Regions from separate parts of the Mus musculus genome. Here all the other regions are linked to region 1. Evidence: chromatin loops called from intact Hi-C (ENCODE). Cell type or tissue: left cerebral cortex. All regions are shown on one strand.

Region 1 (4,000 bases):
GGAAGCAACAAATACACATTTATATTCTCTTTCCTTTTTCCTCCTTGCATGTATATTCTTGTTTGAACCAACAAGCCAAAATCTTTAACACCCATGCATACACCAAGAAAGTTCTGAAAAAAGACTGCTACCATCCGAAACACGCAAAGACACAGCCATCTGTACTCGGTCTCGGAAGAGCAACACTGGCCAGCGTGTTTGCTCAGTCCTTGGGCAGCTTTTACCTTCTCTACAGCAGTGTTTATCACTGGATGGCAAAGTCGGGAACCTACAGGTCTCCTGAAACGATTTGCAGGGAATGAGGTTTTATCAAAGAACATAGGATATCTGTCCGGAGCACATTTTAGTTAAAAACTAGCATCAAGTCCTCCTTTAGGTTTTTATGACTTGGCCCCAAAAGAGCGCCTTGACTCCAGCTCAAGAGAAGTGCCTGCCCCAAGCTGGAAATGAAAATGTGAACAAGTATCAAGCTCTTGATATAAAACTGAACCTATGGTCAACAAGGGGCAATTGCATCTTAGGAAAAAACACCAGGGTCTTTCAGTGCCCAACACACACAACGTACACAGACATTGCTGTGCATTCTTTATTCTAAAATTGTTCAGGAAAGAATCCCACTGATAGACATAAAAAAAAAGGAGAAATTCTAGTAATTCTAGTGCTCTTCTGTTATGAAAAACTTTTTAAAATATGAATAAGCATTTACTGAGCTACATACAGGTCAAGCATGCAAGACAGTAGAGTTCTCCGAGTAAGATGTTTTAAACAATGTGTGCCTTTAATAACTTAATATGTTGAATTAGTAGGTTTTTTTTTTAAGTTCCCTGGTATGTGAAGTAGTTCAATGTCAGTGACAAGTGGCAGAAAAGTATTTATTTTACTAACAATAAAAATGTTTGGTCTCTGAAGCAGAAACAGAAAGGGGTTCTCTGTACAGTAATTACCTGACTTGAACGGTTGTGGCGGCCATCTCCTGCTACCCAGCAGGTCTGTGATACAGACGTTAAAATGTGCTCCGTAGTTTAAAAGGAGCATTAAGGAAACCCAAAGGACCAGGGCATCCAGAAGGAAACAGGAAGCAAAACAAGAAGGAAGACTTGGTGCACATAAGAAGGCCACTCCGGGAGGTTTCCCCAAAGTTAGGTACCGCCAGCTGCGGGCACAGGCTCTGCAGCTTGCTTGCTGGCTTGCTTGGCCAAGGCAAGGCTTCAGAGCTGGAAACCTGCCACCTGCTGAATCACCAAACATCCCTGGGCTTCCCTTAAAAAAAAAAAAAAAAAAACTGACCACATCGGCACCCAACCCCAGCTGGCTTTTTCCTTGGACACTTAACACTCTGACCAATGAAACGCCTGGACATCCTCTCCCCTGCCTCCTCAGACCCAAACTGCCTCCCAAATCGAAGGCAACTTCCACCAGGATCAGACCTCATCAATCTCACTCCTTTCTGCTCCCTTGGCCCCCACCCCTGCTGATGTTCAGCCCCTAGTGCCAGAAGGCAAGGCGTAAGGAGTTGACAGACAGCACACCAAGACAGGCATTCACGACTTCCATAACCAGGTAGCCAACTAGAAACACCCCCAATCTGAAGAAGGTAAATTTCAGGAAAGCGATGACAGAAGGCAGGCCTCAGAACACTGAAAATAAACTTCCCGTCAGAAACCAGCCTTCTGTCTTTTTTATGTGTGTAGCGCTGAACTCGGTCCTGTCTGAAGGTGAAATGAAACATCCGAGAAGCACCTGCCCGGATTCTCTCAGCTCCCCAGGTCAATAGCATCCTCCACCCCGACTGTTAGCCCGGCAGTCAAAAAGGATCAAGCATTATCCAGAATCCGTTAGATGGACCAGGACACCGGGGCCACCAAAGGAAGACAGTTGGAGTGTGGGTTTAAAATCCGGGCAGAGGCAGCGCTGCTACCACTGATGTGCCCTTGACAAGTCGCCTATGATCACTCAGACCCCTCATTCTCTGGACGAACCGCGTCCAGAGCTACGCAGATGCCCCTGCAGGCCTTACCCTTTAACACCCCCACGCGGTGAGGACACGCGGGGTCTCAGAATAGTCGCGAGCCAGGGGCTGTTACACCGCCTGGGAAGGAAGGGGCTCGCTCCTCCGGGAAGGGGGGTCCCACCTGTTATGCCGTTGGGGGTCATCGAGGGGCCGTGCTGAAGGGAATCCCAAAGCCGCGGACTCTTGGCCCCGCTGCGATCAGGCCAGGAGGTACCAACTGTCACTCTGCCGCCCAGGGTTGTGGGGGTGGGGCTGTGATTTTGGGGGTCCACCCCTAAGCACTACGGGACCTCTGGCTGGCTTCCACCTGGAAAGGTCCTCAGTCCCGGGCTCTCAGGCCCCGCTACCGTCCGCTCGCCTCAATGTGACACCAGGCAGCCTTCCAGCCCGCACGCAGCACCTCGGAAAGGTGCCCACGGACGCCTCCTCCTTCCTCCCCGCCCAAGTTGGCGGGGGAGCCCCGCCGGCGGCCCGCCCCCTCGGAGCCGGGATCGCGGCCGCCAGAGCGCTCCCCCGCGCCCACCCCCACGAGCGGCCGCGGGGGACCGCACGCCAGGTACGCGCGACACCGCGCGGTATGCGCTCACGCCCCCTCGCCCCGGCTGCCCGCCCGCCGTCAACCGAGGTCAGGCCTGGCCCGAGAGACTCGGGTCAGATCCAGCCGCTCGCGACCCGGAGGCCGGCCCTCCACCCCCGCCCCGCGACTCACTTGCACGCGAGTCGTGGCAGCCGCCGGAATTCTTTCCACGCGCCGAGCCCCGCGCCGCGGAACGAAACCGGGGCAGGGCGGCGTGCGGACTCTGCACCCGATCCCGCTCTCCCGTCCGCGTGCCAGGCTCCCGGGACGAGCAGCCCGCCCGAACCGGCTCTCCCTGCTCCCGTCCAGCCGGCAGCCCGCCGCCGCTGCTCCGGCCGCCGCCGAGCTGGCGAGAAGGCTTCTGACTTGGAACCTCGGGCTGCCGAGCATGCCCAGTCCGCGGCGGAGCCGGGTCGGCTTCCCGCGCGACGCCAGTCCGTTCCTCCGGGTGTTCCCGGCGGCCAGGGGGCGGGGACCGCGGACGCTCGACCAGGGACCCAGCTGAGTCCCGCAGGACAGCTGGCCGTGGGGTGTGCTGGGGGTGGGGACGGGGGGGGGGGGGAGTCCTTTTTGTTTCTAGAAACGGGAACTGGAGATGCGGTTCCCTTTCGCCCCCACCACCCCCCAACCACGAGAAGAGAAAGATGGTGGGTTTCATCCTCCGGGATCAGAAGCCCTATTAGGAGCCAGCCCGAGAGTTGTGCGGCAAAAGGCGGCTAGAAGGTTGGGGACACAAACTCAGCCTTGGTGAAACTACCTACGGGGACAGCTGTTGGCGAACTACACTGGCATTTTCTTTCCCACCAAGCCCAAGAGCTGCGACACTTGTGACTCCCTTATGATTGATCATTTAAAATGGATGAACCTCAAACTCTTCGGGACATTTTTCCGAAGCTCTAATCCTTAAAACCACCATCTCCCCCCCCCCCCCCCCCCCAAATCAGGGGTCTGCAGGCTTCCTAAATCGCGCAGCCCCAGGCAGCGTGAAGGCCCAGGAGTTCTCGGGAAGAACCGGGCCCTCCCCCCTAGTCCGTCCGGGCCCCACCTCCCGCCGCCTCTCGGAGCTGCGGCGAAAACCTGGAGAGCGCCGCACCAGGGCCGGAGCACTGCGCATGCCCAATGGCCCCACGGGGTGCGGGTCGCCGGCAGATCTCCAGCTCGGGCAGTGGAACCCGGTACCAGGACGGTGATCTCGCGGCAGAGACAGCAGCCTCCAGTAGCTCCGGCCTTCTGGGCCGACCGCTCGTACCACCGTGGCATGGGTCGCCCGGGACGCGCTACCCTGCAGGGTCTGGTCTGGGGGCGGGGAGGGGGGAACGGCCGTGCCTGCGAGACACGTGACTGTCCGCGGAGCTCCGGGGCAGCCATCTTCAGCTCTCCGGGGCCGTAGACGAAGAAGGGTCCGGGATCCG
Region 2 (4,000 bases), 280 kb before region 1:
CTGACACGAGCCTGATATAGCTATCTTCTAAGAGGCTCTGCCAGTGCCTGGCAAATACAGAAGTGGATGCTCACAGCCATCCGTTAGACGGAGCATAGGGTTCCCAATGAAGGAGCTCGAGAAAGGACCCAAGGAGCTAAAGGGGTTTGCAGCCCCATAAGAGGAACAACAATATGAACGAACCAGTAACCCCAGAGCTCCCTGGGACTAAACCACCAATCAAAGAAAACACATGGTGGGACTCATGGCTCTTTTTATTAGATATTTTCTATGTAGCAGAGGATGGCCTAGTTGGTCATCAATGGGAGGAGAGGCCCTTGGTCCTGTGAAGGTTCTATGCCCCAGTATAGAGAAACACCTGGGTCAGGAAGCAGGAGTTGGGTAGTGGGGGGAGGGGGAGAGGATAGGGGATTTTCAGAGGGGAAACTAGGAAAGGGGATAACATTTGAAATGTAAATAAAGAAAATATCTAATAAAAAAGGAAAAAAATTAAATATAAGTCTACCACCACAGCCCATCAATTCACACCTCCATATTTATCCACAGGAAAACACACACACATGCATCCCAGCCTGGGCACTGTATGCTTATGCAGGGATATTCTTGGCTGCTTTATTCATACCAATACTCACCAAGAGTTGAGCTGTGGCATGCTTGTTCAATTTGTTACTACTCCCTAACAGAAAGAGTGAATTGTACACACACACACACTTAAATGTAACTGTGATCCAAGAGCTGGCAGAAAGAACTTCAGAGAAGAAGAATATTCATTCCATGATCCTTTGGCCCTACGCCTTTATACAGGATGTCATGGCATGGGGAGTGTGGAAGGGAAGCATTACTCACTTCCAGGGCAATCAGGAAGCAAAAAGAAAGGAAATATGGACATTGAGATACCTTCCTCACTTTCCATTGTGTCAGGGTTCCCATGTCATGGGCTAGCGCTGCTCACAGTCAGCCCTAAGAGGTCTTCTCTGGGAAAGCCTTCATATATACACCCACAGCTATTTCCTCAGAGACCCATTTGCAACTCCTGAGAGAGAGAGAGAGAGAGAGAGAGAGAGAGAGAGATCTCCTGCCAGGTAGAGTCAAGGCAGCTCTGGGCCTACAACCCAGGCTCAAGGCTAGGGACTGAAGATTCTATTGACCTTGGTGGAAGAACAGAAAGGTTTGGAGATGGAACCAAATGTCTTGTGTACATTTTAGCAAAATTGTTTCTGTTATCTTGTGTCTTTGCCTCCCATGGCCCTGTAGTATAAAAAGGCTATGAGAAATACATTTGCTACTGACTGGTATTTACCAGTGTTCTCCCGTACCCGTCTCTTTCTTCTTCCTATCTTTCTATCTTTCCCCCCTTCCCCATCAGAGGACTTTGCAACGTCAGGACCAGTGCAGTGTGGTGTCTCAAACAGAGGTCAGCTCTGAGAGTATAGGGGATTAAGTGGGGGAAATCCGGAGCACTCCGAAAAGGTAAAGGTATGTTGAGAATTTCCTCCGAGGTACAGACATGGGAGAATACAGATAATTGGAAAAAACTGAGGAGATCGTAAAAAGTAAAAGTCCAGGGGAAAAAGTGGGAAATGGAAACGGCCGTACGCTTCTTGAAGTAAACATGCTATGCCATATGCTTGGTTAAAGTGGAGCAACAGCAATCACATAATTGTTTTAGATCTTGTAGTGAACGGTTGTCCTTGGTTTCCTGAGGAAGGTACAATAAAGTTAGCAACCTGGAAGAAGGTTGGGGAAAGACTTCAAGTTATTACCATGTGCATGGACCAGGTAAAGTGCCTGTAGATACCTTTAGCCTTTGAACCTTGATAAGAGTTAGGAGAAGTGGCTTTTGGAGAGGCCAACCCGGTCCGAAAGAGATGGAAACAGAAAGTAAGCTGTTCCGGAGTGGCTCAGGAGGCTCGCAGCGGGCGGGCGGGCGGGCCGCTGGTCTCCCGTCTCCAGCAGGCCCAGCTCGGTGCTTGCTCTCTGCCCGGGCGTCCACAGACCCCTGGGGCAGGCAGGGGTGGAGATGGCGGCAGCGGCGAGACGGGGGAGAGAAAAGGCTCCGCGATTGAGCCGGGAGAGAGAAGTGGCGCAGGAGAGAGCACAGGACCCCGCAGCCCGAGCGAGCGAGCGGCCTCCTGGAGCGCTCTCGCCCCTCCCTTTTCCTGCAGCTCCCTCCTCCTCCAGAGGCAGCAGGCCACCAGCTCCAGGCTCACAGCTCAGGCACTGACAAGCAGTAAGGAGTCCTGATTTCCACGGAGAGGGCCTCAAATTTACATTATGGAAACTAACATATATCATACAAGCAAGTCAGGGATTATGTACATTGAAACATGTCTAGTCTATAAAGTTTATGTTTTATTTGTGTCCTTAGTAACTATATACATATTTACTACATCCATATTCACACATGCATGTGTGTATATAAATTATTCACATTAAAAATAAATTATACGTTGAATAGAAGTTATACAAAATAAATACAGATTATATACGGTAAATATAAATTATATACACTGAATGTGATTTATATACATTATAACTGCATACATTATATACAATGAATAAAAATCATGTACACTGAATAAATATTAATGATATATTTTAAATGAAAATGATGTACATTAGGTGAAAATTAGATATGTTAAAATATGAACTATATATAAGTTAAATCTATAAAATATGAGTTATAATCTATATAAAATACATAATTTCATATTTCCTCAAGGACAGGGAATTATGGAATGAGCCCCTGGAGATCTAAAAAATCATTTGTGACCCCTTAATGCATATAGTTCCTCGTGTTGTAGTGACCCTCTCCCATAAAATTATTTTTGCTGCTACTTCATAACTGTAACTGTAATTTTGCTACTGCTGTGAATGGTAACATAAATACCTGTGCTTTCCAACTGTCCTAGGCCATCCCTGAGAAAATTTCGGGCGACACCTTCAAAGGAATTGCAACCCACAAGTTGAGAACCACTGACCTAGGAGATTGTTGATAGCGGTGTACTGGTCCAACCAGTACGAACTCAAACAGTCCTGTGTGTGTGTGTGTGTGTGTGTGTGTGTGTGTGTGTGTGTGTATGACACTTACCATAGATGAATATATAAATATAAGCAGAGTAAAATAAACCAGATGTCGAGAATACTTATTGAATACATGGTATTATGGGAAAGTCGTGGAGGGGTAGATACATATCTCAGTGGTAGAGCATTTGCCTAATCCTACCACAGTAAAAAAGAAGGAAAATAAATATGTGGCTATCATTGCTGTACTAAAGCACCATGACCAGAAACAACTTGGGGAGTAAGGGGTCTATTCAGTTTACATACCCTGGATTACAATCCACTGACAATGTATCAAATAGGACATGATCCCTCAAGGGATGGTGAGGGTAAGATTTTCATTGTAGATAAGAGGGAGAGTGAAGTCTTTCTCATATCTTCAATACAACATAAAGAATCCCTCATATCTACAATCAAATATGCACCAGAGGAAGAGTCCAGAGCAGGGAGAGAAAGTAGTAGACCAAACATGGCCAGGAGACTGATCCAGACCATGAGAGGGCGTGGGGAGAGGGGGACCAAGAGAGGAAGACAAAAGAGAGAGGGAGCCAAGAGAACCCATGGCGGAGATGGCAGAGGAAGGAGAATCTGAGGAAAGGGAACCCTGCGAGCTGGGGAAGTGTAGGGTAGCCCATGGGGTGAGAACCCCAAGATGCCAGAATAACTGGCATTTATGATGCTGAGAGTTAGGAGGCCAGCATGGGCTTTGATATGCTAATAGGCACCAGACTTAGCTATTTGTCCCAGTTCTTTGGACCCCAGCAGGAACTCATTCTGGGTGGAAACCTGGAGGCAGGAACTGATGCAGAGGCCTTGGTGCTGCTTACTGGCTTGCACCTTCTGGCTTGCTCAGCCTGCTTTGGCATGGAACCCAGGCCAGCTCACCTGCAACAGGCTGGGCCTTCCCTTATCAGCCACTGATTAAGAGCATGTCCTA
Region 3 (4,000 bases), 67 kb before region 1:
AAGTAAGACTATATTAATAACTAAAGGATGGATGGACGGATGGATGGATGGATGGTTGGGTGGATGGTCATTTAACTCTACATATTTGCATTGGTTTTTAAGTCATAAAACAACACATAATTGGTTAACATATACTTCATGCTTTAGAAATACTAATGGGAATAAAAATTTGATCAGAGCTTCCTTCCATTCTCAGGCACTCTACCAACTATGAACAGGTATGCCCTTCCAAAAGAAGTACTCTGTAATCCAAGTCCAAGGAATTTTGGACTCAACAAAGTTAAGCGACTTTCTTTATAGCAGGAATTCACTGCACTGTGAATGTCCTCAAAGATAGACATCCTACCCAATAGTCCTCAGATTTGTTTGGCCATGGAATATTTACACATTTTACCCTCTGAACTGTAAAAGCAGTTAGCAATATTGTTTTTGAAATTAGGTGCATACTTGTACAGGACAGATGAAAGGTCTTAATTCTGTCATCATGTGCCAGGCCTATCAATGGCCTATTGAATGGAATTTACATCATAATCCCTAAAACCTATGCATGTTTCTTTACAAAGTAAAAAGGGAGGGCAGCAAGGGGTTGGGGAAAGGGGCTTTTACAAATGCAATTAGGCTAAAGATATTGCATTGGAGAGGCCTGGTTTGTCCCAATATACAGTCAAAAGTGTCCTCAACATGTAGGAACCAGCCTGATACCAAATACAAGGGGTGTTGGGGAGAAAGGCAACTGATCTCCCAGAGACAAATAAATCAGCCCAAGAAAAGGAATTCTGGAGCCACCACAAGCTGCAAGAGAAAAGAGCAGATTCTCCTAGACCCTGCAGAGAGGGAGGGGCAGCCCTACCCACACCTTCACTTCAGACCATTAAAGCCAGTACTAGATAGACTTCAGGCCCTCAGAACTGTCAAAAAGCAAACTCGTGATGCTTAAGCTGCTGAGTTCATGATAATTTGTTGCAGCCTCCACATAGCCAGATGACTTACACTTGGTATCAATACTGATTTCCATGTTGTGTTTGGAGTCCTAACTCAACTCTTTAACAACTGCCACCGGGAGCAAATGTTGAATAGCTTCTCCTATTCAAGGCCCCTTGTGTTTCACAGCTTGTAAAATCTAATGGCCTGCAAGTCAGCAATGGCCACACTCAGTCGAGCTGTGCTAGCCACATACTAGAAGCATTTGACAGAAAGTAAAACACACACAGCTGGAACGCACAGAAGCCCTCATTAAGTATTCTTCAATGAAGCCCAATTACCCTTGTCCTCAATAAAGCCCCCATTAACCTTGCTTGCTGAGGTTTCACAATCCACTTAAAAGAGTATTCTAACTGATGACGAAATGTCCTGGAACTGGACTGAGCCAGCAAGACTTAAGTCATTGACTGGTTAACCACACGGCCTTGGTCAAGCTATTTGTCCTTTGTATGACTCAGGAATCTTATCTGGAAGACAGAACCAAGTTTAGTGATGTTTACATACTTGCTCTATTAATTAAACATGGAGATAGAGTTCCTCCCATGTATTTGAAATGAATCAGTAGCCAACGAGTGAAAATTCAACACATGGAAATAATTATTTGATGATCACTCCTACTCGGGGAGCTGGAGCTACTTTCACCTCAAGCTATGCCTCTTTGATCTTCCGTTTCACAAACTACAAATATTTAGCTTGCTGGACACTGAAATGACCTCAACAGAGAAAGGCAGATGGAGAAGCTCCACGTTATGCCCCTGGATCATTGCTTTTGATGTCTGGATCAATGATGAGAGTTAATGGGTCTAAGGCATGAGCTCGCTGCTGTGTTACCTTCACGGGACTCACTACAAGGCTTACATTTCCTGTTCTTGTAGCAGGTCTCCTGTATTCGTGGTCATCTGGACAGACGAAAGCAAACCACCACTGAATTCCATCTAACTGTGAGCTACTGAAGCTCCACCTGGAAGCCCTTGTATTTATTACCTGTCAGCTGTGCTCACAGCAGCGAAAGCAAACCATTCTCTAAAGCTCAGTGAAGCAGGCGCACAGTGAGGCCAGTTGCAACAACAGTCACCAGTTGTCACCACCCCCAAGCGCCACCTGCTGCCACATCTGATATCACAGCTTACACTGATGATTCAGAAGGTAGACTGCATCACACCTTAGGGCAAACATCAGCTCACCTTATGACCATACATCTGGACAGACATCAGACTTGATTCCTTCCGGAGGAACTTTTTGCAGGGTGTGGTAGCTCCTGCTGGTAATGCCAGGATTTGAGAGATAGAAGGTGGAGAATAAAGAATTTAACACAAGCCTGTACTCCACAGGAAAACTGACTTAACAACAACACAAGGCTGGAGATGTAACTCAATGACTGACTGAGCAAGTGTTTGCCTAGTATGAATTGAGTGCCTACAAAAGTAACAGACAGACAGGCAGGCAGGCAGACAGAGAGACACTAGTCCCCAGCTATATTGCCTTAGGCACCAATACCAGCTACCAGCAGAAATAAACCCAATTAAAGGTTCTGATAAAGAAAACAAATAAGCCTTGATGCTAGCTACATTTAAGAAACAAAAACCAGAGCAGTAATAACATTCCCTTGCCAGGGACAAATAGATGGAGATTCAAATAACCCAGCATCAGCAAATACACATAATAGGCTTTTCTGGTCTATAGAGACCATGGTGAGACACACCAAAATCCTAATAGACTCACAGTTCAGAAAAAGAAGCCCAAGCTAATGAAAACCTTAGTGGTAATGGTTGCTAAGAATCTCTTTATTGTTATGATTGAAGTATAGGTTACATATCCAAATGCTATGGAGGCACCCACCCTGTAGCTGGCAAGATGCAAAGCCAAAGAGCTGCGCACACACACACACACACACACACACACACACACACAGAGACAGAGACCGAGAGACCCATCCACGTCAGTATGTTCACATCTTCTTCTCACTAAATGTAGTTAGAGCACAGAATGTTAATGCAGATAACAGTCTTGGATATCTCTAGCTAAATAGAAAAACAAAACAATCTTACAACATGGAGCCGCAAAGGACATACCACCAACATCTTTCCTTCCTAGAATCCCCAGCCTTCCATATATCAGATAAGAAGCAACAGGACAAAAGTCAATGCTTCCAAGGCAAGGAAAGAGCTCAAATCAGCAGGAACCTCACAGACATCAACTCTTGAGTTTTTAATTGCAATGCCTCTAGATATTTGCTGAGAATCACCCAAGTTACTAACTTAAAATTCAGTGAGTGAGTCATGGTCTACCTACTCCTAAAGCTCAGAGTCTAATGCGGTACACCATCTCCCCAGGTTCAAGATCTTAAAAGAAAGGCAACAGAGCCTGGCTCACAAACAAGATGCTTACTATCCAACTTGAAGATGCCACTGCCGGGTCCTCCAGGGGGTCCGGTGAGCGCGGGAAGAGCACAGGATGCAGTCATGGCCTCTGCTCCAAGCCTATCCTTCTGTATGCGAGAAGCATTTGACAAGTGGAAGAACAATGAATTTCATATTTAAATCACTAATTCTGTTAGTGACTGAAGATCCTAAAAAGCTAATTAAGTATTCAGATCTTCAGTAATCCCAATTTGATTCCCAGATACAGAAAAATGTCGCCATCTAAAGATATACATTCCCTAGAGGCCAAAGCCTGCCTTCCTGGCTAGCTTTTAAAACACTTTAGGAAATTTGACCTCAAAGTAAAATCAGCAATTTAGTGGGGGAGGGAGGCTAGAGCCTCTGAAAAAACATCCTGCAGACCAACACACATTCAGAAATAAATTGATTTCTTTTCCTATTAATACACACAACTTGCTTTCTAAAACGCTGAAGCGTTTCCCACAATTCCTTAACTTAGTTGCAGCGAACGAATATCTCTTATTGCCAAGCTAGATTGTTCCAGATCGTTCCCTTTTGCTCTCTCCTTCACTGCCAGACATTAGCACAGTGACCTTGATTCTCCAAGCTCTTGGTGTGGGTTTTCATTAAATCCCAGG
Region 4 (4,000 bases), 99 kb after region 1:
TCTGTTAGAATTCCCCCACTCCTGAGCCTTAAAATTTCAGCATTCAAGTTGGAATTTACTCTGGATTTTTATAACATTTTCTTCTTGGTCAGTGCTTAACAGTACAATTTTCTGTACCATTAAGTACAGATGGTAACTGTCCTTATGAGAAAGATCCAATGTGGCCAATGTGGTTAAAATCTCCTTGGGTTTGGATCATTTTATCATTTAATAATCTTCCTTAATTGTCATACATACTGAGGTTTGGGTAGGAAAAAAACAAACAAACAAGGTATTTAGATTCAAGATTTTTGAGTCCAAGATTCGGAGCTATGTGGCCTGACAGACACTCAACTGTTGGGGTTGACTCAGTGACTGAGTGCTTAATGGTTTTGAAAAAGACCCCAGTTTAGTTTACAGTACACATGACAGCTCACAACAGCCTGAAACTCCCGTTCTAGGGACTCCAACGCTTTATTCTAGCCTTCGTGGGCTCACAAATGTTGTACATATAGTCATGCTAGTTCACACATGCACATTTTAAAATCTCAACTGATTTGCATATCTAACTACATGGGAGAATATGGGTGTTTCCTCCATACAGTGATGAGGTCATATTTAATAATGGAGTGCATCTGTGAGGCCATGATTCAGTGTGCTCAAATTATAAGGACGGCTGTTTCTATTCTCTCAATGGCCTTTGGCATAAACAAGCTTACAATCTTGAGGTGGTGTGTCAGCTCTAGCCTACATTAAAATCATACTTAAATTGAAGCCCAGGGCTTAAATTTCTGAAGGAATAAGCCCCTTTCTAAATTCATGGCTCTGAGGTGTCCTGCTTATTTTCAAACTCTTAACAAGAGGGTCGGGGGAGGGCGTGTGCTTCAGGAGGTATCTTGTAAGCAAAGGCCACAGACGTTCTTTCTCGAGGGATCTTGAGACTGATCGTTCAGGGGCCACATGTTGAAAACACACCGTAAGGGACAAAAGCCATCTCCTATAGCTTCTCTTTTGGTAGAAGCCGGGCTACCTACTAGAAAAAGGAAAGGATTCATGTGTGCTCTTTTACCACACCGAAAAACCTAAACAGCTCAGGAATCTTTGAATCGGTTCCTGAGGCGCCAAGCTGCCGGACAGTCGCCCACGCTCCGGGTCAACTGACGCCGGCTCCACCTGCGCCCGGTGTCACACGCTCGTCGGAGGTTTCCGCCTCTCCACTTGTCCACACCGAAGCTCCGAGACGATCGGCCACACTCGCTCGGTGACAGCACCGGAGACCACGCTTGCCTTCTGAGGTTCCCGGGCCGGAAGTGCGCTCTGCTCCCGCCCCCGCCGGCGGATCCGGAAGTGGGGGTCGGCAAGCGGCGCGCCGCCCTCCGCGGGGCCCCCGGGCACGATGCTTCGCGGCGCGCGCAGCCACCTCCCGGCCTCGGTAGCGCCCGCCGCGGTCCTGGCTGCGGCGCTGCTCTCGTCGTTCGCGCGCTGCTCTCTCCCGGGGCGCGGCGACCCGGTGGCTTCGGTGCTCAGCCCCTACTTCGGCACGAAGACACGCTACGAAGATGCCAACCCCTGGCTGCTGGTCGATCCGGTGGCGCCGCGGCGGGACCCGGAGCTGCTGGCGGGGACCTGCACCCCGGTGCAGCTGGTCGCCCTCATCCGTCACGGCACCCGCTACCCTACGACCAAGCAGATCCGCAAGCTGAAGCAGCTGCAGGGGCTGCTGCAGACCCGCGAGTCCCGGGATGGCGGGAGCCAAGTGGCCGCCGCGCTGGCCGAGTGGCCGCTGTGGTACGGTGACTGGATGGACGGGCAGCTGGTGGAGAAGGGGCGGCAGGACATGCGACAGCTGGCCCTGCGTCTGGCTGCCCTCTTCCCAGACCTCTTCAGCCGGGAGAACTACGACCGCCTGCGGCTGATCACCAGCTCCAAGCACCGCTGTGTGGACAGCAGCGCCGCCTTCCTCCAGGGGTTGTGGCAGCATTACCACCCAGGACTGCCACCTCCCGACGTCTCAGGTGACAGCGCGCTCCGCCTTCCCTAGACTGCGGACTCCCTCATCCAGCCTCCCCTCGTGTCCCTTTTTGTCACCTCCCTTTCCCGCTTGCGTTCTCGGGACCCAGGATGTGGACTTGGTTGTCTCTGTTGTTTTAGTAATACGCTTGTCCATTCACTCATCAGGTGTGAATTCCTAGCATTTTCTGCGCAAGAGTGCAGTAGGGGACGCTGGAGACCCAGCTAGAAGGAGGGGAAAGAAAGTATCGCTTCTCGTTTTACATTCCACATTCCCAAATCGCGTTATCCCCCCGAGTGCCAACCTAGCTTCTTTTCCCTTCCTGGCAAGTAGTTTAACACCTGGGCGCACTTAATAATATAGAACTTTCTTCCTCCCAAACTGCTTGTGAGAATTGGGAGTTTTGTTGTTTTGTTTTTTTGACACAGGGTTTCTCAGCCCTGGTTGTCCTGGACTCGCTTTGTAGGCTATGCTGGCTTCACAGAGATCCACCTGCCTCTGCCTCCTGAGGGCTGGGATCACAGGACTTTTGGCTTTTTTGTTGTTGTTGTTGTTAACAACATCTTTTCCTGTGTTTCGACATTTACAAGGATTTTTTAGGAAGCTGCTCCTCAAAGCCTCTTTAAGCCTTACTTAGGGTTAGGGTACCCTGTTTCGTTCTTGTGTTTGCTGTAGTTTCCCTTGTTGTAGCTGTGGTCCGTAGTCACATGTATATTACCTCACCTACTTATTCCATTATTATACGGCTTCGGGATTTCGGGGCACAAGTAGTGGAATCCTCATTTCACAGGTGAAGAAGCCAAGAGTGTGTCCCCTTCATCACCCTTATATAGTGGTGAACTAGTCAGGCCCAGTATCCAGATTTGTGGCTTTTCTAGAGTGGTGAGTTTTCCTTCGGAAAATGTTTTAGCTGTTGCGGCAAACGGTAACGCTTTCTGTGTGCCGAGCATCCTGTACACTGGGCACTTAACACTGCTTTATGAAGTTGCTAAGTGTGTCCCCTGCCAATCTCACGCACAAGAAATGAAGCAAAAGGTACCAAATAATTTGCAGATTTTCATACAGTTAGACAAGGACCTAGGGAATCTTATATAGAGCTTGCTCTCAACGCTATGCATACGGCTTCCCTGTAAGATAACTTGAAGAAAATAGCGTGGGGGTTAGGAGTGGATAAGTGTTAGCAACTGCTTATCAGTTTGAGCCTCAGAGAACTGAAGCAAGGACATTAGCCGACAAAGACTCAAACAACAGAAAAATTCAGTTTCCCATTTCTCCCCTAATACTTAAAAACCTCTTAGAGATTTCCACATGGTTGTGTGTTGTGTTACTAATTTGAATAACTCAACTGGCTGATGTATGTATGTATGTATGCTTATTTGTTGAGTATGCTTTTTAATTATGGCTACTTTTTTTTTCTCATTAGATTGAGTGAACATCTTCCTAAATCCATTCAAATGAACTTGAGTGTCAAAACTAGAACATTTAAAGTAGCACAACAGGGCTGCTGAGATGGCTCAGCAGGTTCAGGGGCTTGCAGCCACGCCTGACGCCCTGTGTCGGGTCCCTGGGTGCATGTTGTGAAAGGGAGAACTGAGTCATGCTAGTTGCACACTAAATGAACACCAATAAATCTCTTTTTTTCCAATTTTTTATTAGATATTTTCTTCATTTACATTTCATATACTATCCGGAAAGTCCCTTATACCCTCCCCCCGCCCTGCTCCCCTACCCACTCACTCCCTCTTCTTTGTCCTGGTGTTCCCCTGTACTGGGGCATATAAAGTTTGCAAGACCAATGGGCCTCTCTTCCCAATGATGGCCAACTAGGCCATCCTCTGCTACATATGCAGCTAGAGACATGAACTCTGGGGGTACTGGTTAGTTCATATTGTTGTTCCACCTATAGGGTTGCAGACCCCTTCAGCTCCTTGGGTACTTTCTCGAGCTGCTCCATCGGGGGCCCTGTGTTCCATCCAATAGGTGACTGTGAGCATCCACTTCTGTGTTTGC
Region 5 (4,000 bases), 180 kb before region 1:
GCAGCAAGCAGGCGAAGGAGCAAGAGCAAGAGCTAGACTCCCTTCTTCCAATGTCCTTATATTGTCTCCAGCAAAAGGTGTAGCCCAGATTAAAGGTGTGTTCCACCACACCTTTAATCCCAGATGAAAGGCATAGCCCAGATTAAAGGTGTGTTCCTTAACTCGGAGATTCAATCTTCTGGAATCCATAGCCACTATGGCTCAAGATCTTCAAACCAAGATCCAGATAAGGATCTCCAAGCCTCCAGATAAGGGTCACTGGTGAGCCTTCCAATTCCGGATTGTAGTTCATTCCAAATATTGTCAAGTTGACAACCAGGAATAGCCACTACAATGTCCCTGGCTTAATTCACACTCTCAACCATGGGTCAGTTTTAAAATGACCCTGTTATTGCCTATGCCACCAGAATGCCGAGTGCCTGCCTATCTGGTACACACTAACTCCACTTCCGATAGCATCTCTGTCGGTTTGTATATTTCCTTAAAAAAAAAAATCAAAAGATATTTTCCAGCCCACCACCTTCCCAAGCCTCGGCAAGGCAAGAAATTTCCTTGTAACCTGGAGGCTGAGAGATCTAGCTCCATGAGAGGCCCTAGATCCAACAGCCACCACCAAGAAATAAAATAAAAATCAATGTGTACAATACAAATAAATTTGCTGCCCAGAGTTTTTAAAGACGCTTACCAACTTTGTTTTTACATAAATTTAAAACCGACATGACCAAGAATTTGAGATTTAGCTTAACTGGCGGGATGCATCACAGTGGAGACCTTGGGATGTATCCCCAGGAACACACAAAGTGACTCAAAGAGGCTACAAGTAGAATGAAAATTTGCCCCATTCATGAAAACCGCTCAGATTTCTGTTGGGGACAACTCAAGTAATAACACACAGCAAAAGAAAGGAAAAAAAAAAAAAAAGACAAAAGCAACCCTCATGCATTCTTGATTATTTTCACTAGGGCAATCACCTTGTAGCACTAAGAGAAGCAGCAGCCTGCAGAATAAACACTGTCTAGAAAACACTGGCAGCACGTGCTTCCTCCTGGCACCCTGTACGGAGCTCAGTCACCAGCTTCTCCGAGATGTTTTGGCTGGAAGACCTTATGGAGAGGTGAGTTTGGAGAAGGCATGTACTCCTAAAAATCTCAGTACCCAAGCCGTAAATACAGTTTCACCTTTCAAAAACCAACTCTAGGGAAGTCCGACAACCTCAAACTGAAACCACTTGTATGCGGGTTGTAGATTATACACTTGGAACTTCAGGGCTAGTAGCATCACACCGAATTTGGCGCATTTGTTGATTTGCCTGCCTTGCCTGCCCTACCGATTCAGAACCACACAGTCCCAGCAACCGCATTGCCACTAGGCAGTATCTAGTTTAGCACTGAAGCCCATCTAGTGAGTCATTCCCTTGACATCGCTTGGCGGAGGAAATCCCACTGGTGATCACAGAGCGCTCTGTGGAAGCCAAGCACGGCTTGCTCCTTGCCTACTTTTCCTGGAGTCCCACCATCTGGCGCTGCTACAACGCATCACCCTGGAGAAAATCTTAACGAACTGCCTTCCCACAAAGAGCCACACGTACCTCTCCTCCCAAAGGCAGCCTCCTGGAAAGTTCCTGACAAGTTTACGCGGGTCTCTGCGTGCAGCTGGCCAGCGGTTGGGAGTGGCCAGCGGTCCCCACAGGCCGCCTCTGGGAAGCACAGCCAGACGCAGAGGACACGGAGCTCAAGGGACTACAGGAGCACGGCCCGCGCGCCTCAGGCTGCACAGGGTTTTTGGAATGTAGGGCGTGGCCCTCTGCTACAGCTAATGAAGTGAGTCAGGCCCCGCGCAAGCCTAACCAATAAGCGCCTTCACTGTTGGTTAAGGCGGAACCTTCCATTCTTGATTTAGGACGAGTTTAGCAGCCTTCCACAGCCCCCACCCCAGTCTAAGCTTTTAAGAACTCGAGCAGTTCTAAAGTTTGAGAAACTTTCCTGAAGCCAGGATTAGTGGGTTTCTGCTGGTACAAATTCCCGAGGTGAGGCTGTACTGGATGCAAAGCGCTCTGAGACCTCCTTCAAAGCAGCCTTGAGAGCTGACCAGCAACTTAATGAACTGCAATGAGCCCTGGAACAGAGGTGGCCAGATTATAGGTGACCCTCCATGCAAGGCACTTGGTACTGTGCTCCTCAGAGCAGATACTCAGACAAGCTGAGTCTTGAATCTGGAAGTCCTCAGTTGTAGACAGCCATAGACTGGGCAGAGCTTGGTGACAGAGACCTGTAATCCCAGTTAGTCCAGAGGTAGGAGCAGGAGGCCTGCCTGGGCAATCTAGGAAGACTCTGACTCAAATGTTTAAAGAGGTTTTTGTTTGGTTAGTTTTTGTTTTGTTTTTTAAGGGGAAGGCAGGGCTAAATGTGGCTATGTGAGGAATCCTGGCTTAACATACATACACCAGGGGTCCCACCCCCTGAACTGAAAAGGAAGGAAATCTTAAGTGAATAAACTGGCTTTTAATTAAACATTTTTTATACTAAAAGTACATGGACTTTTAGAGCTGAAACAGTTGTTGGTGTTGTATGTTCTGAGCCTCTTAAATCAGGAGAAACTTAGGCGTATAGTTTAAGTTTCTTGCACTTGATATTATATAATTAAAACAAAAGGACTACTAGGAAAAAAAAGAATCTTAAAGGAGTGATTTTATTTAGGACAAAATTAAATACACTTAAACATGAATAAATTAAACATTCTAGATATTGTGGCTTAAACATCATACTTTAATAAAAACGTTTAAAAGAAACTTTAAACAGTTGAAATTTGACAAATTGTAGGAGACTGCAGAACTCTCAATTCCCTGGGTCCTGATCTATTAAATGCAAATTAATCACTAATACCGGCGGAGTTTCTGACGGGAAGAAAGGTGTTTTATTGGTTATTACTGTGTGTGATTGAGCACAGGTGTGTAGGTCAGAGACTAGCTTCCTGCAGTCCGTTCTCTCTTCCCACTGCAGTCTGTTCTCTCTTCTCACCTTTATGTGGCTCCAAGGATTGGACCTGGGTCATCAGGCTTGCATGGAGAAGGCATGGTTCCGCTCAAGAGATTTGTTTTCAAGGTGCAGATTGTTACTTCTTAGGGTTAGAGAATATCTCTTGGGTTTAACACACACTCTCTCTCCCCTCTGTCTCTCTGTCTCTCTGTCTGTCTGTCTCTCTGTCTCTCTGTCTCTGTCTGTCTGTCTCTCTCTCTCTGTGGGTATGGTATGGTATGGTATGGTATGGTATGGTATGGTATGGTATGGTATTATGGTATTATGGTATGGTATGGTATGGTATGGTATTATGGTATGGTATGGTACGGTATGGTATGGTACGGTACGGTACGGTACGGTATGGTACGGTACGGTATGTACATAGACACAAGCCCATGCATGGCTATGGGTATGTTTATGCATGGAGGCCAGAGGGAAATCTTGGGTTTCTTTCTCAGGAACATCCCTTTTGAGTTGGTCTGCTTTTTGAGACAAGGTCTTTCATTGGCCTGAATTCCCCAGTGTCTTTAGTTCCCCAGGGCTGTGATTTAAGTGTGCACCACCTTGCCCAGCTCCCCTGAACATTTGTTCCTTTGTTTGTTTGGGGGCAGAAGTACCAACATGTATGTATGAAGTCAGAGACAACATACAGGAGTCAGTTCTCTTTTTTCACCATACGGTTTCCTAGGGATCAAACTCAGGTTTATCAGGTTTGGCCTCCAAGAGCCCTTACTTAAGCACTCATGACAACCTAGGCTCTAGCGTTTGGCCTTTTTTAGGTGTGTTCTAGGATTTTAACTCAAGACCTACTGGACAGACAGCAAACACAGCAAGCTCTTTACAGGTTGAGCCGTTTTCCCAGATCTCCTTGTGACTCATTAGAGCCATTCATTCCATAGTCCCAAGATTTCTTCAAAATGACACCAAGCTAACAACAAAATCTAAATGAGAGTGGGCCTTCCGAAACTGTTGCTCTTTTCTAA
Region 6 (4,000 bases), 270 kb before region 1:
AGTAGTAGGGTTACTGTTACCAGTTATAGTATAACTATTTAAATTCTTTTACACACACACACACACACACACACACACACACACACAACACAAACACACTTAAAGAAGTTTCTGTGTTGAGTTTTCCTATGCCTTTTTTATATGTCTTTAGCTTTATCTCTCTCCATACTCCCTCCTCTACTGTAGTAATTATGTCTGGTTCTTCCTTCCAGCCCCATACTCCCAGAAATAAGACTCAGACTCAAATATATTTATAAATACCTTGGCCATAGAGCTATGCTTTTCTATTATTAGGTCATAATTAAATACTCCTGCGCTCAAGTACCATGTGTCTGTCTAATTACATCTTCCGGGGATGCATTCCTGTACCTGGCTCTATCCCAGAATTCTTTCTGCTTCCTGGATGGCCCACCTTCTACTCTACCCTTTCCTATAGGCCATAGGTTTTAAATTGACAGGTGATGCATCCAAACAATACACAAGATATTCTTTCCACACTCTGCCCTGCCCTTCCATTATCTAATGTTTCCTGCTCTGCTATTCTGCTTTCCTCCTTCTAACCATCTATGTTCAATTCCCCATCCCTCACCATCCATCACTATGGCCTCTTACTATGCTCCTCCTGGTACTCCAAATTAAGCGTATAAATTCAAAGCTAGAATCCATACATAAGGGAGAATATGCAGTGTCTTTCTGGGTCTGGGTTTACTACACTTAGATTATTTCAAGCTCCATCCATTTCCCTGAAACTTTCCTGATTTCATTAGAGCTGAATAAAGTTCCAGTGTGTATATGTCTCACATTTTTATGGTCCATGCATCCTTTGATGGACATCTAAGATGCTTCCATTCCTGGCTCTTGTCAATTAGAGCAGCAAGGATCATGGATGAATAGGTGCCTATGCAGTAAGATATAGAGTCCTTTGGTATATGCCCAGGAGTGGTCTAGCTGGACCACACATGTATTTCCAGGTTTAACAGCAACTTCCACACTGATTTCCATAGTGTCTGCAGCAGTTAGTATTCCCACCAGCAGTGAATACGTGTTCGCCTTCCCCAAATCCATGCCTGCATGTTGTCATTAATTTACTTATTTTGATCACATATGTTCTGATTGGGGTACGATGAAATCTCAAGCTAATTTTAATTTGCATTCTCCTGAAGGCTATGGATGTTGAATACTACAAAAAAAAACCCCTCATATATATATATATATATATATATATATATATATATATATATATATATATATATTATATATATATAATACAATAATCTATGGGTATAGAGATAATTACACACACACACACACACACACACACACACACATATATATATATATATATATATATATAGAGAGAGAGAGAGAGAGAGAGAGATGTGTGTGTTGTGTATGATTTGAGAATTCAGTTTAGTTCCATGCCTCAGTTTTTAATTGGATAGTTTAGTTACTTGGTATTTAGGGTTTTTTAATTTTAAATAATCTTTGTGCGTTTGAGTGTTTTGCCTTCATATATGCCTGCATACATGCAGTGACCACAGAGGCCAAAACAGGATGTCCTTGGGACTAGAGTTACAGACTCTAGTACGGACTCTAGACAGGAGTTGTGTCTCTCATGCGTGTGCTGGGAATTGAATCTGGGTCCTCTGGAAGGGCAACCGGTGCTCTTAACTGCTGAGCCCTCTCTTTTAACTATTATGTTTAGTTTTCTTGAGGATTTTTTTTCAAGACATTAATCCTCTGCCACATATAAGTGACGTTTTCCCATTCTGTAGGCTGACTCTTCATTCAAGTGATGGTGTCCTTTGCTTTATAAAAGCTCAGTTTCTGGGACTGAGAGATGGCTTAGTGGTTAAGAGCATCGTCTGCTCTTCCAAAGGTCCTGAGTTCAAATCCCAGCAACTAGATGGTGGCTCACAACCATCCGTAATGAGATCTGGCGCCCTCTTCTGGTATGGCTGAAGACAGCTACAGTGTACCTAGATATAATAATAAATAAATCTAAAAAAAAAAAAAAAAAAAAAAAAAAGCTCTGTTTCATGAGGTCCCAATAAGATAGCTGGGCTTGCATTCTAGGTCCCATATGGGCATCACCAGGTGCACCAGCACATCAAAGGTTCTGGAGACTGATTGCCAAAAAGCCTAGAGAATGGGTGGGTCTTGGTAATAATCTAAATGAATGTCAATTACAAGGTCCTAGAGCAGTTGCTCTCAATCTGAGTCACAACCTATTTGGAGGTTGAGCGACCCTTTCACAGGGGTCGCCTAAAACCATCTGCATAGCAGATACTTCCATTATATTTCAAAGCAGTAGCAAAAAACAAAGTTATGAAGTAACAATGAAAATAATTTTATGATTGTGGCCTCACCATAACGTAATGAACTGCACTAATGGGTCACAGCACTAGGAAGGAGGCGGCGAACCGCTGTCCTAGACTATGACTGGTCTAATTTTCACACCTGTGTCACTTTCTGCTCATGATCTCCTGGACATCTGAGTTGACAGTTGGAACACAAAGTAGACTCTGATAGTTGCTTGCAGTTCTTCAACTATTGTTTAGCAGACAAGTTTGTGGGCTCAGTCATTAACAATACTTTATAGATAACCACTTATTGTCTACAAAAGAAATCACCAGTGTCTCTTTTCTGCAGTGTAAAAGTGTGGGAGTCATCATTCCCATCTTTATAGAGAGAAAATGTTGGATCAAATAGAGAACAACTTTTATTGGACACACCACAAAACAGAAATCACAGGTCCAACTGCCACACCATAATATGTGTGTGTCTAGAATAATGACCAAGTTCTGCCTTCAGGAAGGTAGCTGCAGCAAGCCTGATGAATTGCTGGAGGTGGAATAGAAACCAGTGTCAACATAAGAAACGCTTGGGGCCCTTCATCCTATGCCAGTTCCCTCTAACCTTCCCATCTGACTTAAGGAGACAAAACACTTGAGTGACAAGTGTAGAGTAACGCTTAATATTTACTTGTGAAACTCAAGCTTGGGAACACAGCCCACACCCATTATGAAACTATGAGGAAGCTCAGTCAAGATCAACATCCAAAATAGTAGTATATCAAAAAACTACGGGGCCTCTGGCATCTATAGTTGCAAGTCTTAATTACAATACTGATGAACAAATATATTAAAACTAAATTCCTATTTCCCAACCTAATATGTCTATCAGCAAAGACATTTGCAAAGTTTGCTAAAAGGCATAAATACCCTGAAGACAGAACATACAAATCAAGACTAAGACTGAGAGTCAAGGGCTAGAGAGACAGTTCTATTGTTAAGAGTACTTGATGATCTTACAGAGGTCCTGGGTGCAGTTCCTGGCACTCACATGTTGGCTGACAAGCATCCACAATTCTAGTTACAGGAGATCTGATGCCCTCTGCTCACCTCTAAGGACATTAGGCACTCATGTGGTACGCATACATTTGTTCAGGCAAAATATTCATATACATAAAATAAAAGAATTTTTTTTTTAAAGAAAGAGATTCAAGAAACACACATAGGAATATCTAGAGAACTTTAAGTCTATGGAGGACACAACTGGACAAAGTCAGGCAAGGAAGAGGGGAGTCCTATAAGCAGAAAGGGCCACAGGAAATCATGAGGGTTGTAACACAAAGAGTGTCTGTGATGTGCTGATTAATGGGACAGACACTGCTGAAGACTAAGTAAGCTTGATATTTATGTGAAATGCAAAAGGAAAAAAAAAGAGAGAGAGAATATTCTAAAACCTTACTGAGCTCCAGGTTCAAAATATCACCTAGGTACGTCCTATTCAAACTGCAGACAGCAAAGACAATTTTTAAGGAAGCAAGCAGAAAGACTCAACTATAGAGAAACAAGAATGACAGCAGACCTCTTTTGAGAAGCCATGTAAACAAAATGCGGGCTATAAAAGATCAACACCGTGCAACTTAGGATTCAATATCAGCAAGGTACCCTTTGAAGGTAAAAGGGAAATAGAGCATTCGAAGCCAAAGCTA
Region 7 (4,000 bases), 410 kb before region 1:
AGGGTTAATCTGGCTCACCCTTGAACAGGAAGTGGGGAGAGGGAGGAAGCAGAGAGAGGAGGCTTTACTTCCTGGATTCCTTCCTCTGCCTGCTCAACCTGCTTTCTTACAGAATTTACATCTGCCTGCCCAGAGATGCTGCTGCCAAGAGTGACCCTGCTCCATCAATCATCAGTCAAGCCTGTAGGCCAGGCTAAGGGAGGCAATTCCTCAGCTGAGGCTCCCTCTTCCCAGGGGACTCTAGTTTGTGTCTAGTGGGCAAAAACTAACCAGCACAGTAATTCGTGGTTAATAAAAATTTTAATTTTTCTCAATGAGCAAAAATGTTAATGTTTTAAGGAACCATGATTTCCGGTATAAAATGAATAAAATAAAATTCAGAGAAATTAAATCAACCGCTGTCATTTTCACTGCAGTTGAAGCACCAGGCTGTTCTTATTTCCTTCCTTGTGAAATATGCACATGTCCAATTTCTCTCCAGTGACAAGACCATGAAGCAATAGGGAGCACTGGGCATCTCGAAATGGAACAGAGGCCCAGACCTTAGCACAACTGATTCCATGATGGAAGCACCATTCAGGCCATAAAACTCAGCACATAGACAGTGCCACATGCCAAAACTAAAACCAAAAAACAATCCATATATGTTCATAGTTCTGGGAAAGCCTCAAAATGTACTAACCTTGCTCTGTAGCTTCTACAGTGCTGCTTCTGCCTGTTTTTGTTAACTGAAGTATGTCAATGCAGAGCATGGCTTTTGTGCTTAAACACTCACAAATGAGAAAAGAAGAATTCTGGGGGTCGCATTGAAGTCCCAAGCTCTAGACCTCAAGATATTGGGGTTCTCAGAGGCCATTGGAGCAAGGAAGAGTATGGTGATCAGGGAACTTCTAGGGTCAATTGCTGCCTAATGCTTCAAAGGCACCTTTGAAATGACACCTCCATTCCAAAGGAAACAAATTAGAAAGTTGCCTGGTCTGTCACCTCCAAGGGTAAGTCTGGTTAAGATGCCTTCTGTTTGGACATAAAGGAGAGGTCAGACTTGGCTGCTGATCCAGTGTCCAGGAACTAAGATGTCTCTGGATCCTTCTGTCTGTTCAGGTTATAAACATGGCCACCCCTGGTTGTCTTTATTCTCTCTCTCTCTCTCTCTCTCTCTCTCTCTCTCTCTCTGTGTGTGTGTGTGTGTGTGTGTGTGTGTGTGTGTGTGTTTCTGTGTGTTTGTCAGTTCTGCTTCCCTGTATTAACAATGGCTTTCTCTGGTGTGAGAACTCCCTGGCTCAAGCCCATAGAACAGAACTGATTGATCTGACCCAGGCTCTCAGATGGAGGAAAGCCTACCACCATATACACAGCCCCCCAGTCTGGATGCTCTCACTACCAGGCATGGTAGAAGGTGGACCTATCCTTATAAGTGACTTGACCTTTCTTTCTTGCTGCTTTTAATACCCATTCTTTACTCTGTGTTCTAAATATTTTACCTATAGTATTTGAATTATAATAGTTTGTGAGGCTTTTACTTTCTAGTGCTGCTAATTTGGAGTTCTGTAGGGTTCTTATAGCTGGATGGCCATCTTTTTCCCTAGGATATTATGCCTAAAAGTTCACCCTAAGAAAGGCTTGGTGCTACACTGGGATCATGAACACCCAGTGTAGTCACTGGCTGGCTGATAAAAACTTTCGGTTGACTTAAACCCATGTTTCAATAGTCTTCTTGGTGAATACCCCACTATCAGTGGTTGCTATGTTGCTTTTCCCAGGAGACAAAAGAAACCTGTTTTGGAGAAATATCTGACTGTCTTTTAAAGGAATGGATCAGGCTGACAGCTACTAAATCTAGTGCCAATCATAGTTGAAGTGAAAAGACAGGCACTATGTGTCTATGGCTTTGTGTAATAGAGAAAGAAAAAAAAACATTTACTACAAAAGCCTTATTGGCAAACAGAAATGAAATTAACCTTAATCTAATTAAAATGAAGCTACAACTAATAATTAAACCAGGTCTACAGTCATGGCACCCATCTGTAATCTCATGAGTGCTACTCATAGGAGGGCCACAGATTCAAGGGCATCCTTGGCTCTATAGCAAGCTGAAGGTCAGGCTGAGATCCTACATGGGGAAAAAAAAGACTAAATAAATAAACAGATAAGGAGCTGAGATGTTCCCATAATGAAGGGTTTGCCTGTCATGCCAGCGTAAGGACCACATTTCGGATTCCCAGTATCCATATAAAAGCCAGGTGTGTGTGGCAGCCTGCCTGAAATCTCAGCATTGGAGGATTCCCCAGGGAAGCTGGGCACTGAGGCTAGCAGAATCTGCACAATCCAGTTCACCCAGAGACCTTAATCTCAAGAAAAACACTGGAGAGTAATCAAGAAGTACACCTGAGGTCAACTTCTAGCTTTGAACTATGTGCACAAACATGCACTCACATGCATGAGCATACACACTACATGCACATGACACACAATATACATACATAAAGGAAGAAAGAAAGGAAAGAGAGAGAGGAAGGAAGGAAGGAAGGAAGAAAGAAAGGAAGGAAGGAAGGAAGTAAAACAGAGAGAACAAAAAAGAGAGAGAGAAAGAAAGAGAGAAAGAGAGAAAGAGAGAAAGAAAGAAAGAGAGAGAGAGAGAGAGAGAGAGAGAGAGAGAGAGAGAGGAAGGAAGGAAGGAAGGAAGGAAGGAAGGAAGGAAGGAAGGAAGGAAGGAAGGAAGGAAGGAAGGGGAAAAGAAAGAAAGAGAGGGAGGGAAAGCCTGCAAAGCTCATGATACACTGACATATGTGAAAATCAGAAAGCTGATCTAAAATCTTATCTCATGAACATATAGAGTCCTTTAAGGAGGATATAAATAACTCACTGAAAGAAATTCAGGAAATACAGTTAAACAGATAGAAGCCATTAAAGAGGAAACAAATTAATCTCTTAAAGAAGTACAGGAAAACACAAACAGGTGAAGGAATTGAAAAAAGTGGTCCAAGACCCAAAAGTAGAAATAGAAACAATAAAGAAAACACAAATGGAGGCAACCATTAAATGGAAAACCTAGGAAAGAGGTCAGGAATCACAGATATAAGCATCACCAACAGAGTACAAGAGATAGAAGAGAGAATCTCAGGTGTAGAAGGTACCTTAGAAAATATTGACACAACTGTCAAAGAAAATTCAAAACATAAAAATCTTCTAACCCAAAGCATCCAGGAAATTCAGGACACAATGAAAAGACCAAATCTAAGAATAATCAGAATAGAGGAGAACGAAGATTCCCAGCTCAAAGGACTTGAAAATGTCTTCAACAAAATCATAGAAGAAAACTTCCTCAACCTAAAGAAAGTGATGGCCAAGAGGTACAAAAAGCCTATAGAACACTTTTTCTTTTTTCTTTTTCTTATCATGAATATTAATTGCTATTTTCTTTTTCTTTAATATTTTTTCTTTTATTGGATATTTTATTTATTTACATATCAAATGTTATCTCCTTTCCCAGTTTCCCCTCTGGAACCCCCCTGTACCATCCCCCTCCCCTTGCTTCTATGAAGGTGTTCTACCACCTACTCCTGCCTCCCTGCCCTGGAATTTCCCTACACTGAGGCATCAAGCCTTCACAGGACCAAGGGCCTCTCCTTCTCCTAACAAGGCCATCCTCTGCTACATATGCAGCTGGAGCCATAGGACACTTTTTCCTAAATGTGAATGTTTCCCTATGGCCTGCTTTCCAAATCTTTGTTTCCTTCCTGTTATTCTCTTCATTTTTTTTCTTTTTCCAATTTTTTATTAAGTATTTTCTTCATTTACATTTCAAATGCTATCCCAAAAGTCCCCTATACCCTCCCCCCACCCTGCTCCACTACCAACAGATTGGGAAATGATCTTTACCAGATAGGGGATTAATATCCAATATATATAAAGAACTCAAGAAAATGGACTCCAGAAAATCAAATAACCCCATTAAAAAATGGGGCACAGAGCTAAACAAAGAATTCTCAACTGAGGAATA

What was found. A loop is a pair of places that touch in the nucleus more often than their neighbours do. Peaks named below come from ENCODE experiments on the same cell type or tissue, not always from the same donor. Only the 100,000 strongest peaks of a DNase experiment are listed, where the experiment ranks them.
Region 2: a loop joins it to region 1, with 3 times the contacts of the local background. A loop is called at or near these places in 11 of 42 quality-filtered maps.
Region 3: it touches region 1 in a loop (2.6-fold over the local background); 13 of 42 quality-filtered maps call a loop at or near these places.
Region 4: it touches region 1 in a loop (4-fold over the local background); 6 of 42 quality-filtered maps call a loop at or near these places.
Region 5: it touches region 1 in a loop (2.3-fold over the local background); 6 of 42 quality-filtered maps call a loop at or near these places.
Region 6: a loop joins it to region 1, with 2.6 times the contacts of the local background. A loop is called at or near these places in 11 of 42 quality-filtered maps.
Region 7: a loop joins it to region 1, with 6 times the contacts of the local background. A loop is called at or near these places in 4 of 42 quality-filtered maps.

The regions. Positions count from the first base shown.
Region 1 is chr19:32,385,500-32,389,499 of GRCm38, forward strand. Sgms1 (sphingomyelin synthase 1) reads right to left here and starts at 3,013. Exons shown (of 10, transcript NM_144792.5): 1 at 2,721-3,013. It overlaps 2700046G09Rik (RIKEN cDNA 2700046G09 gene), which reads left to right and starts at 3,717. Exons shown (of 2, transcript NR_033198.1): 1 at 3,717-3,877. In left cerebral cortex, a CTCF peak has its summit at 2,024; DNase peaks (open chromatin) are centred at 1,233, 1,608, 2,075, 2,282 and 3 more places; H3K4me3 peaks cover 3,292 bases; H3K27ac peaks cover 2,719 bases.
Region 2 is chr19:32,106,060-32,110,059 of GRCm38, forward strand. No RefSeq gene overlaps it. Among named protein-coding and RNA genes, the nearest start is that of Asah2, 4.9 kb to the left of the region's middle. RefSeq lists an enhancer at 592-2,259. In left cerebral cortex, a CTCF peak has its summit at 2,178; a DNase peak (open chromatin) is centred at 2,140; H3K4me3 peaks cover 978 bases; H3K27ac peaks cover 1,268 bases.
Region 3 is chr19:32,318,445-32,322,444 of GRCm38, forward strand. The region is part of intron 2 of Sgms1 (sphingomyelin synthase 1); the gene reads right to left. Among named protein-coding and RNA genes, the nearest start is that of Sgms1, 68 kb to the right of the region's middle. In left cerebral cortex, CTCF peaks have their summits at 2,070 (motif pointing left) and 3,568; DNase peaks (open chromatin) are centred at 1,156, 2,072 and 3,282; H3K27ac peaks cover 746 bases.
Region 4 is chr19:32,484,566-32,488,565 of GRCm38, forward strand. Minpp1 (multiple inositol polyphosphate histidine phosphatase 1) reads left to right here and starts at 1,204. Exons shown (of 5, transcript NM_010799.2): 1 at 1,204-1,994. The coding sequence starts at 1,376. In left cerebral cortex, a CTCF peak has its summit at 1,954; DNase peaks (open chromatin) are centred at 1,307, 1,684 and 1,975; H3K4me3 peaks cover 3,182 bases; H3K27ac peaks cover 1,217 bases.
Region 5 is chr19:32,209,240-32,213,239 of GRCm38, forward strand. The region is part of intron 5 of Sgms1 (sphingomyelin synthase 1); the gene reads right to left. Among named protein-coding and RNA genes, the nearest start is that of Asah2, 110 kb to the left of the region's middle. In left cerebral cortex, CTCF peaks have their summits at 944 and 1,689; DNase peaks (open chromatin) are centred at 1,120 and 1,482; H3K4me3 peaks cover 2,008 bases; H3K27ac peaks cover 1,688 bases.
Region 6 is chr19:32,115,750-32,119,749 of GRCm38, forward strand. No RefSeq gene overlaps it. Among named protein-coding and RNA genes, the nearest start is that of Asah2, 15 kb to the left of the region's middle. In left cerebral cortex, a CTCF peak has its summit at 1,946 (motif pointing left); no DNase peak of the experiment used is centred here.
Region 7 is chr19:31,975,988-31,979,987 of GRCm38, forward strand. No RefSeq gene overlaps it. Among named protein-coding and RNA genes, the nearest start is that of A1cf, 110 kb to the left of the region's middle. In left cerebral cortex, no CTCF peak of the experiment used is centred here; no DNase peak of the experiment used is centred here.